Linked DNA regions of Homo sapiens: region 1 is linked to region 2. Evidence: chromatin loops called from intact Hi-C (ENCODE). Cell type or tissue: heart right ventricle. All regions are shown on one strand.

What was found. A loop is a pair of places that touch in the nucleus more often than their neighbours do. Peaks named below come from ENCODE experiments on the same cell type or tissue, not always from the same donor. Only the 100,000 strongest peaks of a DNase experiment are listed, where the experiment ranks them.
Region 1: a loop joins it to region 2, with 9 times the contacts of the local background. A loop is called at or near these places in 18 of 110 quality-filtered maps.

Annotation. Positions count from the first base shown.
Region 1 is chr2:131,486,194-131,491,193 of GRCh38, reverse strand. The region is part of intron 2 of MZT2A (mitotic spindle organizing protein 2A); the gene reads left to right. MIR4784 (microRNA 4784) reads left to right here; the gene lies at 1-34. Among named protein-coding and RNA genes, the nearest start is that of MIR4784, 2.5 kb to the left of the region's middle. In heart right ventricle, no CTCF peak of the experiment used is centred here; a DNase peak (open chromatin) is centred at 2,713; H3K4me3 peaks cover 492 bases; H3K27ac peaks cover 1,927 bases.
Region 2 is chr2:130,179,626-130,184,625 of GRCh38, reverse strand. SMPD4 (sphingomyelin phosphodiesterase 4) reads left to right here and starts at 3,024. Exons shown (of 20, transcript NM_017951.5): 1 at 3,024-3,096. MZT2B (mitotic spindle organizing protein 2B) reads right to left here and starts at 2,364. Exons shown (of 3, transcript NM_025029.5): 1 at 2,174-2,364; 2 at 1,851-1,999. The coding sequence starts at 2,343. RefSeq lists enhancers at 1-678, 679-1,415, 3,316-4,112 and silencers at 2,109-2,618, 3,129-3,268. In heart right ventricle, a CTCF peak has its summit at 2,427 (motif pointing left); DNase peaks (open chromatin) are centred at 1,003, 1,317, 2,525 and 2,945; H3K4me3 peaks cover 3,683 bases; H3K27ac peaks cover 3,207 bases.

The DNA.
Region 1 (5,000 bases), 1.3 Mb before region 2:
AGCCTCCGTCCCTGCTCATCCTCTCCGCATGTTGCTTCTGCTCCCGATGGCTCTCTCTGAAATGCAGCACAACCTCCCAGGCCAATGGAAGGAGGCCCAGAGCTGGCTCCCTGCCTGGAAGCAGGAGGAGACCCTCACAGGCATCATGAGAAGGCGTGGAAAGCAGGCTGCCTTCATGGGGGAAGTGCCAGGGCCTGGGCACCCACGCCCGCTGACCCAAGAGGGCCCGGGCACCTGCGTGCTGGCCTCTTCACTGACCCTCGCTCTGTCTGCTCTCTTTGTGTCTCTCTCTGACCTCCAGAGGCCTCCTTTCTCTCTGCCAGGAACAGTAGCCCCCCTGCAAGGCCCTCGTTTTCCTCCAGCCCGCAGCCTGCGGCCTCTCTGGTTATGCTCCACAGCCCAGCTGCCACACACTCACCTCTCTCTCCAGGCCCCCCGGGTTCCCTCCGCCTCTCTTGCTGCCTGTTCTCTCCTTTTGCAGGTTGCGTTTATTGGCTTATCTCTGGGGGTTGGTGCTCTTCCTTGTTTTCATGGAAACTGCATGGCCCCAAGAGGCCCAAGCAGCTTTGAGCTGCAAGGGCAGGATCATGCAGGCCACCGCTGCCCTGCCGCTTAGCCACAGGGCACTATTTCTGACTCGGTTTATTAGAGACATGGTGTGGCAGTCTCTAGACCCCACAGTCGGGCTGGCATCCGGGGACAGGACCAACATCCCCACACCCCAGAGGCGAACTAGTGGTGAGTGTAAAGAGCCCCTCTCCAGGGGAAGACAGCCAGCCGGGTGCAGTGTGCTCTGCTGGAGAGCACAGCCCCAGGCGTGACAAACGCCTCGGCCTCTTAGAAGTTGTCCCCTACCTGGACAGGAAGTCTGGAGGCTGAAACAGAGACTCCCACCTTCCCAGAGTCTGCCAGGCAGTGCCACACAGATGCCATGTGCTGGTCCCATGGCCACACTCCAGCACTCAGCCCCCTTGCCCGCCTCACTCCTGAGTTGGGACACTTTCCAGGTGTCACCAGGTGTGATCAGGGGCCTGTGAGAGCCCAGGGGTCTTTGGTCGCGCCTCCTGCATGAGCCTCCTGACAGCGGCCACCTCACTGCCACCCAGAGCTCAGGCCCAAGAGAGGGTGGAGAGGGCCTGAAGGACAGGCCTGGAGTAGGGGTGTATGGACTGCAGGCTGAGATGAGCAATTGAGGGGCAAGTGTCCAGCAGGAGGGAGAAACTGGGAACAGAGTTCTTGTCACTCCAGGAGATGTTGCTGCTCACTTAGCACTCACTCAGGGCTCTGGGTGCCAGGCCTAGCTCTCAGGGCAGAGGGCGTGGCAGGGAAGTGAGATGATCACACTCAGTCCAGTGAGAGGCAGTGAGGAAAACCACCAGTGAGACCAGTGTGCTGGCTCACACCTGTAATCCCAGCACTTCGGGAAGTCAAGGCAGGTGGATTCCTTGAGCTCAGGAGTTCAAGATCAGCCTGGGCAACATAGCAAGACCCCATCTCTACAAAAAATACAAAAACTAGCCAGGCAGGGCCCGGCGCGGTGGCTCACGCCTGTAATCCCAGCACTTTGGGAGGCTGAGGCGGGCGGATCTCGAGCTCAGGAGATCGAGACCATCCTGGCTAACACGGTGAAACCCCATCTCTACTAAAAATACAAAAAAAAAATTAGCCAGGCATGGTGGCAGGTGCCTTTAGTCCCAGCTACTTGGGAGGCTGAGGCAGGAGAATGGCGTGAACCTGGGAGGTGGAGCTTACAGTGAGCCAAGATTGCGCCACTGCACTCCAGCCTGGGTGACAGAGCGAGACTCCATCTCAAAAAAAAAAAAAACTAGCCAGGTGGGCGTGGTGGTGGCGCCCATCTGTATTCCCAGCTACTTGGGAGGCTGAGGTGGGAGGATTGCCTGAGCCTGAGGGGGATGTTGCAGTGAGCCAAGAGCTTGTGACTGGACTCCAGCCTGGGCAACAGAGCAAGACCCTGTCTCAAAAAAAAAAAAAGAAAAGAAAGGAAAAGAAAAACCACTAGCAATGGAGTTGGGAGGAGGCTTCAGAGCCCAGAGAGCAGCAAGGGTTACACAGGGTGGAGCAGGAAGGGTCAGCAGAGCCCCACACGTGTGAGCTGGGGCAGTGGGAGGGCATGGGAGAGGCAGAGCGCTGTCCAGGTGCTGGTAGGCCCAGGGCAGGAGGAGGCAGGTGGGGGGGCACAGTCAAGATGTATGTGGGGGTTGTGGCACTGGAAATGCAGGCATAGAGGGGCCAGGAGGATTAGGGGGTGCCATGTGAGCGAATGGGGGCTCCAAGAGAATTTACCCGAGGACAGGAGTGGCCTGGAGTGCTGGGCCCCTCAGGGTCATTTGTTTCTCGAGGGCTGTGTCCTGGAAGCATAGCCCAGGTCCTGTAGGCTGGGTGGCAGAAAGCCACGACATGAGGGCACCGAGGCCCCATGGGGATAGAGTGGAACCTGAGGAGGAGGTGGAGGGGAATGGGGCAGACGTGTGCTGCTGAGTGAGAGGCAGAGGCCACAGATGGAATGCTGAGAGCTCTCTGAGGCCCACATATTACAGCTTCTGACCACACAGAGCTCCAGCTGCCCTGGTAATGGCAGAATCTGGGGTGGAGGATTCTGTCACCCCATATGGCAGGGGGGTTGTCGGAGTAATCCGGGGGGAGGGGCATGGAGGCCATAGGTTTCCCACAGGACTCGGGTGTTGAGTTCTCCAGGCTATGGGCCAGGCCCTCTCGAGCTTGCCTCTGTGAGCTGCAGCAGGCACCCTGGGTCCTCTGGATGCCTGTCCCCCAGCCATGCAGACGGCCTGTGGGAACAACCACCACCAGATTCACTCATACCCACAGGGAAGGGGAAATAGAAAACCCCAGAAGCACAGAGGGTCGATGCTTGTCTTGGTGAGAGTCTGGAGTCATTGAGGGAAAAATAAATTCAGTCAAGCGTTATATTTAAGTTTAGGGAAACTATACGTTTTAAAAGTTGTCCAGAGCATGCGTGTAAGATGACGTTTGGAGTGTGGAAGCCGTGAGTCTCACCTGAGCTGTGCTGCCTGATACAGGAACTTCGAGCCACACATGGCTGGCGTGGTCATTGCACTGCGTGTGGTATGCGCAGCAGATGCCAAAGGACCGGTACAAAAGGGAATGCAAAAAACCCACCACACCTTGGGAGGCCGAGGCTGCTGGATCTCTTGAGCTCAGCAGTTCAGGACTAGCCAGGGCAACACAGGGAGACCCAATCTCTACAAAACATACAAAAATTAGCAGGGCATGGTGGCACACATCTGTAGTTCCAACTACTTGGGAGGCTGAGGTTGGAGGATTGCTTGAGCCTGGGAGGTTGAGGTTGCAGTGAGCTGTGACTGCACCACTGCACTCCAGCCTGGGTGAGAGAGTGAGACCCTGTCTCAAAAATAAACAAAAAACCCCAAAGTGAATGAGGCTGGGCATTGGTTCACACCTGTAATCCCAACATTTTTGGAGGCTGAGGCAGGAGCATCACTTGAAGCTCGGAGTTTGAGACCAGCCTGGGCAACATAGCAAGACCCCACCCATTTCTACAAAGAAACAAGAAAAAGAACAAAGGTGAATGCAACATCTTATGAATAATTTATGTACTGACTACATATTGAAATAATACGTTGGATATTTTAGATTAATTAAAGTATTTGAGCTAATTGTGCATTTTCTTTTACTTTTTATTTATTTATTTATTTTTGAGACAGTCTTGCTCTGTCACCCAGGCTGGAGTGCAGTGGCACACTCATAGCTCACTGCAGCCTCAACCTCGTGGGCTCAGGCAATCCTCCCACCTCCTCTTGAGTAGCTGGGACTACAGGTGCACACTACCACACCTGGCTAATTTTTAAATTTTTTGTGGAGATGGAGGTCTCACTATGTTGTCCCAGCTGGTCTCTAGCTCCTGGCCTCAAAGGATCCTCCCACCTTGGCCTCCCAAAGCACTGGAATTACAGGCACGAGCCACTGACCCCTGCTGAGCCAGGCTGTTTTTAACATTCAGTGGTCATTGACTGTTTTTGGCGTTTAGGAGGGCCCTCCAGGGACCAGGTGTAGGGGCATCAGTCACCCTGCCCTCACACCCCAACCTGCAGCCACACTTGGTTCAATCCCACTGTCTAGCCCGTCTGACTCAGTAGCCCCTCCCGAGGGAGCAGGGCTAAGCAAAGCTGGTTTCCCCACTGCAAGGCACTGCAGGCCATTCTATTCTGGGCCTTCTCATCCTTCATAAAGTGAGGAGGCCTGAACAGGGCTCCCCACTAGCCCCGAGAGCACGCAATTCCTGAAGATTTCCAGGATTTTCTTAATATCAGTTATGGCTTACGGTTATGTTGGTTTCACATTTCCAGGGTTTGTCAACCCTGTCAGATTTAAAGATAAGCATTATTAGCCAGGTGTGGCCCCATGCTTGTAGTCCCAGCTACATCGAGGCTGAGGCAGGAAGATCCCTCGAGGCCATGGGTTCCGGGCAGCAATGAACTGTGATTGCATCACTGTGCTCTAGACCAGGTGACAGAGCAAGACTCAGTCTCTAAACCCCCCTCCCCCACCACTCTTAAAAAAAAAAAAAGCATTATTTGCTCTTTTCTGCTTCGCTGTCATCCTTGTTTCCAGAAGGGACTGGGTCACTACTGAGGGGAGGAGAGGAAGCTCAGATGGCGGCAAACTGAAGGGAAGCCGACTCTGAGTCAGGCCTAGGTGCACGGCCTGCCATGCTGCGTGCTGTGGGGAGCTGAGAGCGCATGGGCACCTAAGCACCCAGATTAGGCTGCGGCTACAGAAGATCTGACTGTCTGGCCTGGCCTGCAGAGGGACTGTGGCCTCAGAGGAGGATGCTGGCCCAGTGTGGGAGCTGCTGCAGGGTGGTGGGTCCCGTCTGCTCATGGAAGACAGAATCCTTGCCCCTTGACCAGTCAGTGGGGACTAGAATTATGGCAGTTTGTACCACAAGAGATGCGTGGTGGCTATTGTCTGCTTTGTGC
Region 2 (5,000 bases):
CCCTCCCTTGGGTCCGAGCTCTGGGTGGCAGTGAGGTGGGCGCTGTCAGGAAGTGCACGCAGGAGGTGCAACCAAAGACCCCTGGGCTCTCACAGGACCCTGGCTCTGAGCCCCTGATCACACCTGCTGACACCTGGAAAGTGTGCTAACTCAGGAGTGAGGTGGGCAAGGGGGCTGAGTGCTGGAGTGTGGCCACGGGGCCAGCATATGGCATCTGTGTGGCACTGCCCAGGAGACTCTGGGAAGGTGGGAGTCTCTGTTTCAGCCTCCAGACTTCCTGTCCAGATAAGGGACAACTTCTAAGAGGCCGAGGTGTTTGTCACGCCTGGGGCTGTGCTCTCCAGCACAGCACACCGCACTCTGGCCGGCTGTCTTCCCTTGGAGAGGGGCTCTTTACACTCACCACAGTTCGCCTCTGGGGTGTGGGGGTGTTGGTCCTGTCCCCAGATGCCAGCCCGACTGTGGGGTCTAGAGACTGCCACACTATGTCTCTAATAAACCGAGTCAGAAATCGTGCCCTGTGGCTAAGCGGCAGGGCAGCGATGGCCTGCATGGTCCTGCCCTTGGAGCTCAAAGCTGCTTGGGCCTCCTGGGGCCAGGCAGTTTCCATGGAAACAAGGGAGAGCACCAACCCCCAGAGATAAGCCAATAAACGCAACCTGCAAAAGGAGAGAACAGGCAGCAAGAGAGGCGGAGGGAACCCGGGGGGCCTGGAGAGAGAGGCGAGTGTGTGGCAGCCGGGCTGTGGAGCAGAACCGGAGAGGCCGCAGGCTGCGGGCTGGAGGAAAAGGAGGGCCTTGCAGGGGGGCTACTGTTCCTGGCAGAGAGAAAGGAGGCCTCTGGAGGTCAGAGAGAGACACAAAGAGAGCAGACAGAGCGAAGGTCAGTGAAGAGGCCAGCACGCAGGTGCCCGGGCCCTCTTGGGTCAGCGGGTGTGGGTGCCCAGGCCCTGGCACTCCCCCCATGAAGGCAGCCTGCTCTCCACGCCTTCTCAGGATGCCTGTGCGGGTCTCCTCGTGCTTCCAGGCAGGGAGCCAGCTCTGGGCCTTCTTCCATTGGCCTAGGAGGTTGTGCTGCATTTCAGAGAGAGCCATCGGGAGCAGAAGCAACATGCGGAGAGGATGAGCAGGGACAGAGGCTCCACCATGACACTCTCAGTCCCAGAATCTCCTCAGCCCAGTCACCACACTGGAGAGGGAGGAGGCCCTTCAGACCCCGCAGGCCTCTGCACCCTGGGAGTTCCGCGTCTGACTCTCTTCCTGCAGTCATCAGAGGGAAAGCTGACCAGGACTGGCCAAGCCCCTGCGCAGGAACTGGGCCCAGGTGGGGTAAAGGCAGGAAGACCTCTGCCTGCCCTGGTCCCTGGGCACTTCCCTGGATGCTGTATACCACAGGACAGAGATCGAGACTGTCTTTTGAAAAACATTTAGAGACAGGATCTCACCCTGTCACCCAGAGTGGTCTAAAACTCATGGCCTCAAACGATCCTCCCGCCCTGGGGTCCCAAAGATTATAGGCGTGAGCCAGGGCGCCCAGCCCCAAACTGTCTTGATTCCCGACGTTGTAGGATGAAGGCCTGAGTGAAGAGGTGGAGGGGAGCTAAGCGGAGGAGCCCTACCCAGCCTGGACCACCCTGGGGTACGCACTCTGCGTCCACCTGACCTGGACGTGCCTCCTAAGGCTGGCAGCGAAGCCCAGGAGCAGAGCCCACGGATGGGCCCTGCAGGTGCTGGGCCTAGACCGACAGACAGGCCTGGCCACTCAGGGCCACGCCGCCGCTGTGCCGCGCCTGCCCCCTCCCCGCCCGCCACCCCCGCCACTGGGGCAGGGACAGCGGGCCCAGCTCTGACCTCGGGTCTCGGGCACGCTCGACGTGGGCAGAGACACGGCCGCAGGGTCCTGGGGCTCGCTCGCTAGCCTCTGCCCGGCACACATGGACTTGAGCATCTGGAAGACGGCGAGGGGGGCCACGTTCAGCTTCAGCAGGTCCACCAGGATCCTGGCGGGGACAGACGCGGGGCCGGTGAGCCCTCTCCGCCCGGCGCGGCCACCTCCCTGAAGACCCGACAAGGACGGGGGCGGGGGCTCCTCCCGACCAGCGGGCCGGGCGTACCCGGAAAGCAGAGGTCGGGGGGTGTCTGGCTAGCATGCGGCCCCCACCCGCCCCGCTCACTTGAACACGTCGGGGTCGATAGCGCCGCCCGCCGCCTGCGCCAGCTCGTACAGCTCCATCTCCTCGGTGCTCAGCACCTTCTTCCGCCGCAGCGCCAGCTTCTGCCGGGCCGCCTCCAGCCCCGGGGGCGCCGCCGACCCCGGCCCAGGCCCTACGCCCTGCGCCGCCATCCCCGCGGCCCGCGGAAAGGTGCGCTCCGCCCCGCCGCGCCCCCTAGCGGCTGCGCCCACCACCCTCTCCCTGCAGCGTCAACGTCTGGCCTCCCGGGCTGCCCTGGCGGGAGGGGCGGGAGCGCGGGGACGGGGCCGCCTCCGCGGCGTCATTGAAGCCCAACAGTTATTGGGCGCTCACGGTGTGCTGAGCGGCGCTCTAGGAGCCGGGAGTGGCATGGCGGACCGCAGGGGTCCGCTGCTTGGCGATCTGGGCCTCCCTGATAGACTGCATTGGTCGTGCTCGCTTAGGTGGCAGCACCCAGCCCAGTGCCAGGCATACATTGGGCGCTCGGTAAATGCCTCTTTCAAGAAAGCGTGCAATTTTCTGGTCCGCACCGGTGCACCACTAGGGGTCGCTTTTCGGGGCGGGCGGGGGGAAGGGGGGGGCACTAATCAACAATACTGCTTACGCGCACGCGGATTCCTTGCTGGGGAGAAAGTACCTTGGGGCGCCGGAGGCCGCCACAACGCAGGCGCATTCAGCTAAGGACCACTCCCTCCCCCGCACTCCTGCCTCGCCATTTCTCTTCCCCGCCCGGCCGGCCTTCGCTTTGCGCACGCGCCTTTTGAGGTAACGGCCCAAAGAGGTGGAAGCGCTTTTCCCGCCCGGCCGCGGGGCGTGGCTCTGCGCGCAGCTTGATGACGACTTTCGGCGCCGTGGCGGAATGGCGGCTTCCATCTCTGAGGCGAGCGACGCTATGGATCCCACAGGTGAGTGGCGCGGGATGCGCGCCTGAGACGGTCCGGCGCCCTGGGGGCTTCCCCGAGCCCCTGCGGAGGCCATCTCCGTTCCTCCGCGAGCCCCAGGACTCGGGCCGGCCAGCCGGCTCTGCCCAGGCAGGGCAGGCTGGGGAGTGGAGGGCCCCGGTTGAGTCTTCTGCCACCCCTCTGGGCCATGCCTTTGTGCCACCTTCCCGCGCGGCTCGTACACTCTGTCCCGGTCCGGTAGGTGTTCGCTGAAGGTTAACCTTCGTTGAAGGAATTGAGGGAAGGAGAGCTTTGTGTTGAAGTTGAGCCTTGGGCTCAACAGGCGGTGTGGGTGTAAGAGCCGGGTGTGGGTCCCAGCTCGACCCTTCCCCTGTGTGCTCCACATCTCCGAGCCTTGGTTTTGGAGGCTCCCGAAGCCCAATTGGCAGGAGAGTTGGGAACAAGTGGGCGCGTGCTGTTAAGGGAGGTCTTGGCATGACAGAATTTGCTTGGAATGATTAGCGTTGCCCAAGGGCTGTCGCTGTCAGAAAAACAAAACAAAACAAAAAACAAACGGGGTCCGAAGCAGCTCCTGGAGAAAATAGGTGTTGGAGAGTCGCCATGAAGTGGACTCTAGGTGCATGGCACGCAGAGACCTGTGACGGGGGAGGGTGGCCATGGCAGAGTCAGATAACAGGGGTGTGGGAGACACCTCTTGGGAATTCTCGGGTTTGAATTTCCTTTCTTGGAAATTTCCTAGAAATTCCTCTGGGCCTCATTCTTTCAGTCGCTGCCCATGAAAGCTTCTTCTGAGCAGAGATGCTCTCCCCTTCATCGTCTCTAGAGCTCCGCACTTACCGAACAGTCCACAGTTTAATGCTGCTTTGATCATTTTGTAGTAGTGCAGCGTTTTCTTGACCAAGTGCCTTAGGACTGAGGCGTTTTTCTTTAACACTGCAGTTGATAGCTAGGTTAAGAATTGAGGCCGGGAGCGGTGACTCACGCCTGTAATCCCAGCACTTTGGGAGGCCCAGGCGGGTGGATCACGAGGTCAGGAGTTCAAGACCAGCCTGGCCAAGATGGTGAAACCTCGTCTCTAGTAAAAAATACAAAAATTAGCCGGGCGTGGTAGCGGGCGCCTGTAATCCCAGCCACTTGGGAGGCTGAGTAAGAGAATTGCTTGCACCCGCGAGGCGGAGGTTGCAGTGAGCTGAGATCGCGCCACTGCACTCCAGCCTGTGCGACAGAGCCCAGAGCGAGACTCCGTCTGAAAAAAGAAAAAGAGAAAGCTGGCCGGGCGCAGTGGCTCACGCTTGTAATCCTAGCACTTTGGGAGGCTGAGGCGGGCGGATCACGAGGTCAGGAGATCGAGACCATCCTGGCTAACACGTGAAACCCTGTCTACTAAAAATACAAAAAACAATTAGCCGGGCGTGGTGGCGGGCGCCTGTAATCCCAGCTACTAGGGAGGCTGAGGCAGGAGAATGGCGTGAACCCGGGAGGCGGAGCTTGCAGTGAGCCCAGATCGCGCCACTGCACTCCACTCTGGGCGACAGAGCGAGACCATCTCAAAAAAAAAAAAAGGAGAAAAAAGAAAAAGCGGCCGGGCATGGTGACTCACGTCTGTAATCTCTGCACTTTGGGAGGCCGAGGAGGGCTGATCACGAGGTCAGGAGTTTGAGACCAGTCTGGCCAACATAGTGAAACCCCATCTCTACTAAAAATACAAAAATTAACTGGATGTGGTGGCATGTGCCTGTAATTCCAGCTACTCGGGAGGCTGAGGCAGGAGAATTGCTTGAACCAGGGAGTCGGAAGTTGCAGTGAGCCGAGATCATGCCATTGGACTCCAGCTTGGCAACGGAGCGAGACTCCATCTCAAAAAAGAATTGAAAAAGTCGGCACTTTGGGAGGCTGAGGCAGCGGAT